Linked DNA regions of Homo sapiens: all the other regions are linked to region 3. Evidence: chromatin loops called from intact Hi-C (ENCODE). Cell type or tissue: gastrocnemius medialis. All regions are shown on one strand.

Region 1 (2,500 bases), 83 kb after region 3:
CTGCCTCACTGTGGTTCTCACCACTGCCTATGTGCCATGTTGTTGGACTGGGGGCCCCCAGGCTGGGTGCAGTGGGGCCACTTCTTTCACTGGGAGCAGGAGGAAGATTCTTCTTGCCTCCTGAAAACCCATAACCACACTGCAGGGGGCCTGGGCACTTGGAGTTCAAGGGAAGAGCCCACTCCTTCCCAACCCATACCCCAAGAGCAGGACCAGACTAACGTGTGCATGGGTATGTGTGCACTGTACAGTGTGTGTGCACATGTGCAAGAGTGTGTGATTGTGTGTACGAGTGTGCATACATGCGTGTGCATGTGTACATGTGTGCATGTACATGCATGTGTGAACGTGTACCTGTGTGTGCATGTGTGAATGTGTACGTGTGTGTGTGTGTGCATGCAAGTGGATATGAACTTGTGTGCATGTACATGTGTGCACTGTGCAGTGTGTGTGCCTACGTGTGCATGTGTGTGCATGTGGACATGTATATGTGCATGTGTGGTTGTGCATACAAATGTGTGTGCATGTGTGTGTGCATGTGTGTTAGCAGCTCTCTGACCACACAGACTGGGCCATAACTACGCAGCCCCCATGTGCTCCATGGGCTGTGACTGGGGTGGGGGCTCTATCACAGAAGAGTCATGCCCAGGCCAGAAGAGCTTGAGAGAACAAGGAGTTGGGCCCTTCCAGGGCCTCAAAAGCACCCAGGCATGACCACGGCTGAACGAGGATGCAGAGCCAGTGCAAGATCCTGTTTTAGGGAGCTTTGTCAAGGGTTACTCATCTCCCCACGCATGGAGCCTGTTCCCTACTTCTTCCAACACACATGGAATCGTTTTCAGCTGTGTCCAGATGCCTTCCCACCTGCATGCGCCTTACTTAGTCACCAAAGGCAGGCATTTTTAAAAGAGAAGATTTTTAATAAATCTCTAATCTCTTTTAAAAACAGGGGATTTAAGCTGGCTCTGAGCGCCCCTGCTCCAGGAAGCTCACTGCACAGCTGCGGGCTGGATCTCGTTCCCACCTGCAGCAGCACTACCCTCTAGTGGCCACGGAGGATGTCCACGTCCCGGCCAGGGTTCCCGGCAAGGACACAGGTGGCAGCTCCTCAGCAGCCGCCTCCAGCCACCCCTCCTGCACATGCCCCGGTGCTGCCGGAGCCTCTCGCCAAGCATCACTCACACAGGTGGCCACCACAGCCCCACTGATAATTCATCTTGCCCGCTAACCACTTATCTCTGAGCTGTGCTCACCGATCACCATCCTCTCCCAGCGGCAGGGAACAGATTCCCTTAACTCCTCCCAGCCGCCAAGCCCTCCAATCCTTTAGAACTGGGGCCTTGCCTCTCAGCTTCCTTCGCCTCCTGCAATAAGCATTTCAGAGGGAGACGTGGCCCCACCAATGGCCTTTTCTCTACATCCTTCCTCCACACTGACCATGAATGAGAACAGAGACGGAGGGACGAAGCGGTGGGCGCGGGGGGGCGGTGTGGCAAGCACCGCGTCACAGGGGAGGAAACTCACTTTTGAAGTTTGGGGTCCCCTTCCTCTCTCCCTCGCTGCTCTTCCAGGAGAGCACTAACCACCAAACCTCGGGTCACTCACCCCTTTGGTGTGCAACGAGAGTTGGTGGTTATGTGACATATGGAGGACTGGGGGTAGAAACACAAAGGTCTGGGGACCCCTAGAATGAGATGCCCAAATAAACAGTAGCTGGGTATTCTCTGGAGCACTCCTGCCCCTGGGAGGCCCCCTTTCTGGACTTTTGACTTCTCCCCGTCAGTAATGCTGCAGCTGGTTCGTACTTTTCAGGAACTCTACAAGCCAGCTGACAGCAGCTGACAGCCCTTGAGGGGGTATTTACAGCAGGGGAATTGACAAATGCTACACATCAACCTGCTTTAGTTCCTTTGGAAGAGCCTATTGTTAAACACTGAGTCCCCCACCCTGCCTCGGCCTCAGTGGGTCTCCACTCAGGTAAGGGCAGCCTTACCGACACATGACACATGAGCATGCTGGGCCGGTTTCCAGACTGCCTGACTCCAGAGATCTGGGGTGGGACAGACGACATGCCTTTCTTGTACGTTCCTGGGGAATGCCAGTACTTCCAGGCTGGGGACCGTACTTGGGGAACCAGTGCTCAGTGGTTCATCAGCACGAATTAATTTATACAAAGGCACAAAAGACAACAGTTTAGAATGAGAGGAGACTGAGGGGGCCAGGGCCATGCTCAGATACTGCAGGGCTGGAGACTAGCGTTTTCTGTTTCCAAAGCAGAGAGGGTTTCAGCTGAGAAGGAGGCCTTGGAGCAACCAGAGCCAGGTCTCCGCAGCCTCCAGGTCTCTGTAGCCTCCGGGTCTCCGCAGCCTCCAGGTCTCCGCAGCCTCCAGGTCTCCGCAGCCTCCAGGTCTCCGTAGCCTCCAGGTCTCCGCAGCCGCCGGGTCTCCGCAGCCTCCGGGTCTCCGCAGCCTCCGGGTCTCCGTAGCCAGCCACCCGGCCG
Region 2 (2,500 bases), 230 kb before region 3:
TGGAGGGAGGAGAGCCTTGGTTTGCCCTGTGGGGCCCAGCCTTGAGTTCTGGCTTCTCAGGGCTCTGTTCTATCATGTTTCCTGTGAACTCCTTTTGTGCCTAAGACGCTGGGCAGTGCCACTCTTGCAGAGGTGCCACTCCAGGCCCTGCACGCTTAGGGGTAGAGCAACTACTACTGTTGGGCACAGGCGTGGGGCTGTAGAAAGAAATCCGTGTTTCACTGGAAAACTATGCATCCTACATAGGACACCAGCTTCCACATGGCCCGATACTAACCTACTAACCTTTCATCTTTTTTTTTTTTTTTTTGAGACGGAGTCTCCCTCTGTCGCCCAGGCTGGAGTGCAATGGCACCGTCTCGGCTCATTGCAGCCTCTGCCTCCCGGGTTCCAGCGATTCTCCAGTCTCAGCCTCTCAGGTAGCTGGGATTACAGGCATGCACCACCACGCCCGGCTAATTTTTGTATTTTAAGTAGAGACGGGGTTTCACCATGTTGGCCAGGGTAGTCTCGAACTCCTGACTTCAGGTGATCCGCCCGCCTCGGCCTCCCAAAGTGCTGGAATCGCAGACGTGAGTCACCGCGCCCGGTCTGAAAATTATCTTTTAATAGGGGTTAGCTGCATGAGTTAAAATCTCATTGCCACCATTTGCTGACTTTGTGCCCTCTGGGAGATTGCTTAATCTCTCTGGGATAAACCTCGGTTTGCTTGACAAAGGAAGCTGGTGAGGCTAAAGAGAGAACTCTAAGATTGGGGCGTTCCGAAGCCTTCTAGAGCCTTCTAGCACCCTGGACTCATAGCCAATGATGGGCAACAACAAGAACGACGACGAACCCTGGGCTCGGAACTCGCCCAGGCCCCGCCCCTCACAGCCCCGCCCCGTCCTCGGCCCCGCCCCCGGCCTGTCGCCTCAACAAAGTCCCCGCCGCGCGGCCGCTGGCCGGGAGTCAGCTCGGAGTCCCGTCCCAGCGCGGCGTCAGCGCTGCGCACTTCCCATTGGCCGAGCGCGGCGCGGGGGCGGGCCCGGGCCTGCGATTGCCTCTCGGCGTGCGCGGACAGTGTCATGGAGGCCGCGGCGGTGACGGTCACCCGGTCGGCTACACGGCGGCGGCGGCGGCAGCTGCAGGGGCTGGCGGCCCCGGAGGCGGGGACGCAGGAGGAGCAGGAGGATCAGGAGCCGCGGCCGCGGCGGCGGCGGCCGGGAAGGAGGTGGGGCTGCGGGGCCCGCGTGAACCCCGATCCGCGGGGCTGAGAGTCCGTGGCCCCGGGGCCCGAGGTTTCCCGGCACGGGCGCGCCGAGGGGCGGGGGGCCGGCGCCTGTGTCCGCTCCGTGCACAGTAAGGGACAGAGGGTGGCAGCGCCCCTCCGCCCCGGTCCGCCCCGCCGTCCTCGCGCCACTGCCGGGCAGCGGCCTCCGGCCCCCGTGCGTGACCCCTGCCTATCTCAGAAATACGGGTGCAAACCCGAGTGGCCGCGGGGCCCAGCGGGAATCCCGACGCCCCGGCCAGACCCCTGCTTCCCACGTCGCTGGTCTATGCGGAAGATCCCGGCGGCGGTGCTCATGCCTGGCTCAGTGGATGCCGGCTGGTGGAAGGGGTGGCCTTCTGTAGGGGTGACACTAGAACTGAGTCTTTGGGGAGGAGGAAGCCTTCAGTAGGTGGAGAATAGGGAGTAGGGTATCCAACTGGCGGGGAACAGAAAGGGCCAAAGCACAGAGACAGAAAGGGACGAACATGCCCCTCTGGGCTGGGCTTCCTTCCTTTGGGGGGCACTTGCCCACCCGGTAAACTCCCCCTCAGTAGGTTGCAGGGGGAGAAGTTAGGAGCACAGACATGGCTTCCGGAAACAGCAGCCGTAGCTTTGTTTCTAAACCCAAAGCAGTGAGACTGCTGAGCATTTCAGACCTCATGAAGATGGGATGAAGGCTGGCTGCTGGGAAAGATATTTTTGGACAGGAGGAATGTGGAGATGGCTCTTTCCCTCCTAGTGGAGGAATGACAGGTGACAAAGGTGACCTGGTGTGGGATTGTTCTGAGAAGGTCTGGGAGGGGGTGGCTGAAGTATAATAAGGACATCAACGAGGAAGGGGGCTTTGGAAAAGGAAGGTGGAGAGGAACAACTGCGGCATCTCTGCTTGAATCCGTCCCCGACCCCTGCAGTTCTCAGGGTCTCCCAATGTCATTCTGGAGGCCCTGGGTCAGTGTTTGGTGATGGCAGATGCTACAGAGGACTCTTTGCAACAGGCCTCTGAATGGCAGTGGAGTGATGGCAGATGACAACTCAGTGAACAAAGAAGTGGCCTTGGGCGTTGGTAGATTTAGGGAATCTCAACGTTGGTGCCATGGCCTCTAAATAGCCACTGCGGTGTCTTCTTACTGCTCCTAAAATAATAATGATTTTTTAGGCCAGGCATGGTGGCTTATGCCTGTAATCTCAGCACTTGGGAGGCTGAGGCGTGTGATCACCTGAGTTCGGGAGTTTGAGACCAGCCTGGCCAAC
Region 3 (2,500 bases):
TCCCCAGACCCTTCTAACCCCAGGGGAGAAAAGATGATGGGATTAGAATGAAAGAGGATGGAAGTCAAACCCGGGGCCTCTGTTCTTGGTTCCAACTCTAAGATTCTCGGAAGGTGCTGGTGGCTGTTGGGTTATATGAGGGAGAGCTGGCCGTGACACGGGTGCCGTGTTCTCGAGGCAGAGTCTTGCTTACACCTGCTCGTGTCTGTGGGAGAACCAAATCCCTCACCTCCTTCACTTGGCCCCTCCCTCCCACCGCGTCTCACACTGGGGCATTCCATCATTTTCCATGGACGCTATCCTGAGCCCCGTGCTTAGAGGGCCGGGTGGACTCCGCTGTGGCCCTGCTCTCAGAGGATGCTGTTTCAGCAGGGTGGGTGGGCCGCCGCCTGGCCAGGGCAGGAAGCACAGCTCTGGCTATTTTTAGTCAATCATCAACCCCTCCGATGGTGGCCCCAGGTGGCTCAGTTCCTGAAGATCAGGCAGTTGAAGCAGAGCCACTAAAGGGTTCTTGCCTGTGTGGGGGGGAAAGGGAGAGGTGGGGGCAGGGGGCTTGGAACCCTGCGGCCGGCCAAGCCCTGCCGTCATAGCTATTACTGGGATCAGTTTCATCCTGCCTTTCAATCATTATGTTTTTCTTTTCCACCCACCCAACTCCCCAGAACAGAATCAGATAAGAAACCCTAAAAAGGTCCACCAAATAATCAGAAAAATCAAGACGACGCACAGCTGTCCCAGTGGGGCTTGCTGTTTGGTTTCAGAGCCACGTGTTTCCACCTCCATTTCCCAAGGCAGGGCAGAGCCCTGCCCCCTTGTCCGCCTCCTCTGGACAGACCGACATGAAATGGGCTCGGCCGCCCCCTCCAGTGAGCCCCTGAACAGGGGAGAAAGACTTTGGGGAAGTCACGGTCAGATCTTTCTGCCTCTCCTTTGGCCCTGCGTCTTCCTCCCACACAGCCTGTGTGGGCTGGGGTGGGGGCTGTACCAGCTACACAGCTCTGAGCTGAACAAACTCCTGAAAGGGCAGGGAGCCTCCGCTGGGCCATTTTTCAGACTTTAATTGCATTGAGTGAAACTTAAAAAGGACTTTCCGTTTGCTCAGGCTGAATTCCCTCTCCGCTGTGGGCAGGCAGCCTCCCTCCAAGGAGAGCAGAACAACCAGCAGAGAGTGCATAACCTGGCTAACCATCCAGGGCTGACCTGCCGTAGCCTCTAGCGTAGAGCCCTGGGCAGCAGTTGTGCAAGCCAGTGGATGGAGGCTGCCCAGACTCTGCCGTCACTGGCTGCCCTGCTAGAGCTCAGCTAGAGTCGAGTTTCATAAAAGCAGCAGCGTCTACAGTCTGCCTTTATGTCCAGCGGGTGAAAGCCAGAAAGCACAGACGGAATCTAGCCGATAGGGCTCCATGCTCTGCAGAAAACATCCTGACCCGAGGCCTGCAGGCGGCGGCTGCTGCAGCCAGATAACGCCAGCCTGAGCCTCAGCTCTGCCAGTTCCCAGCTGGGTGGCCGTGACCTCCCTGAGCCCTGCTAAGAGCACCCATGCACGGCAATGGCGGAAAATAAACGAGACGGGGCTGTGAGACATCTCCCCGGCCCACGGCACTCAGCAGTGCTAGCTGACAACGCGCCAGGCCAGGGCGGCTCACACGTCCATGCAGAGCGCCAGCCATGGCCCGCACGCGTGTGACTCTCTTGGAATTTGGCTGATCAAAGGAATCAGTGCAACGGAGCCTGCTGCCAGCCTACCCTGGCACACCTGCCCTCAGGAGCGCCCCTCCCCTCCCTGCTTTGTTCCTGGGGCTCCCTTCTCTTACTGTTTCCAACTCAGGCTAAACAATTCCTGCCGCAGCCTCTGAGCCTGGGAGAGGATGAGGGTGGGGTCTTCCTCAGGGGCCATCCCGAGGCCACTTCCTCCCTTTCCCTTCCATGCTGCTGAGTTGGCAGAAGGATGTGAGAGGGTGCAGGCAAGAAGGAAGGTGCCAGAAGGTCCAGGGTGCCCTGCCTACCTCCCTCTCTTGGCTGCCCAGATACCAACAGCCCCACCTGAGCCAACCTCCTAGGCCTCCCGTGCCGGGTGTCCTCCTCCACCCCCAGCTCCACGGGCACCTGGGAGAGCTTTGCCATGCCTGATCCTCAGACCCGCCAGCCTGGGCGTTGGGCCTCTGTCAGGAGGAAGATGAGAGGCTGGGGGAAAAGGGAACCCCTCTCCTGGTCTGGGGCCCGACATCCACGACTCTTGGAGAGTCTGGCCCCAGGCCCTCTGAGGGAGTTTTCTTTGATATTTATTAACCCACTTTCTCTCTTGGCACTCGGAGCAAGGAGGGAAACTCAGCCAAGGCTATTAATAGGCTAAGGCCATCCCTGGGGAGAAGAATGAGCTCATACCTACAGCACAGGTGCCAAGTATAATAAAGGTTTCCGACTCAGGCCTAAATATAGGCTGCGGCCACCTCGGGGCGCGGAAGGAGGGCCTCGCATGAGCAGCGTGTCCGCCCTGTTG

Evidence for each region. Peaks named below come from ENCODE experiments on the same cell type or tissue, not always from the same donor. Only the 100,000 strongest peaks of a DNase experiment are listed, where the experiment ranks them.
Region 1: a loop joins it to region 3, with 16 times the contacts of the local background. A loop is called at or near these places in 4 of 110 quality-filtered maps.
Region 2: it touches region 3 in a loop (2.4-fold over the local background); 3 of 110 quality-filtered maps call a loop at or near these places.

Annotation. Positions count from the first base shown.
Region 1 is chr17:79,387,622-79,390,121 of GRCh38, forward strand. All of the region lies in intron 2 of RBFOX3 (RNA binding fox-1 homolog 3), which reads right to left. Among named protein-coding and RNA genes, the nearest start is that of RBFOX3, 220 kb to the right of the region's middle. In gastrocnemius medialis, CTCF peaks have their summits at 1,045 (motif pointing left) and 1,251; a DNase peak (open chromatin) is centred at 1,070; H3K27me3 peaks cover 884 bases.
Region 2 is chr17:79,073,881-79,076,380 of GRCh38, forward strand. It overlaps ENGASE (endo-beta-N-acetylglucosaminidase), which reads left to right and starts at 944. Exons shown (of 14, transcript NM_001042573.3): 1 at 944-1,210. The coding sequence starts at 1,065. RefSeq lists a silencer at 806-1,345. In gastrocnemius medialis, no CTCF peak of the experiment used is centred here; a DNase peak (open chromatin) is centred at 961; H3K4me3 peaks cover 1,825 bases; H3K27ac peaks cover 2,456 bases.
Region 3 is chr17:79,304,700-79,307,199 of GRCh38, forward strand. All of the region lies in intron 3 of RBFOX3 (RNA binding fox-1 homolog 3), which reads right to left. Among named protein-coding and RNA genes, the nearest start is that of ENGASE, 230 kb to the left of the region's middle. In gastrocnemius medialis, a CTCF peak has its summit at 1,390; DNase peaks (open chromatin) are centred at 342, 1,252 and 1,612; H3K27ac peaks cover 1,604 bases.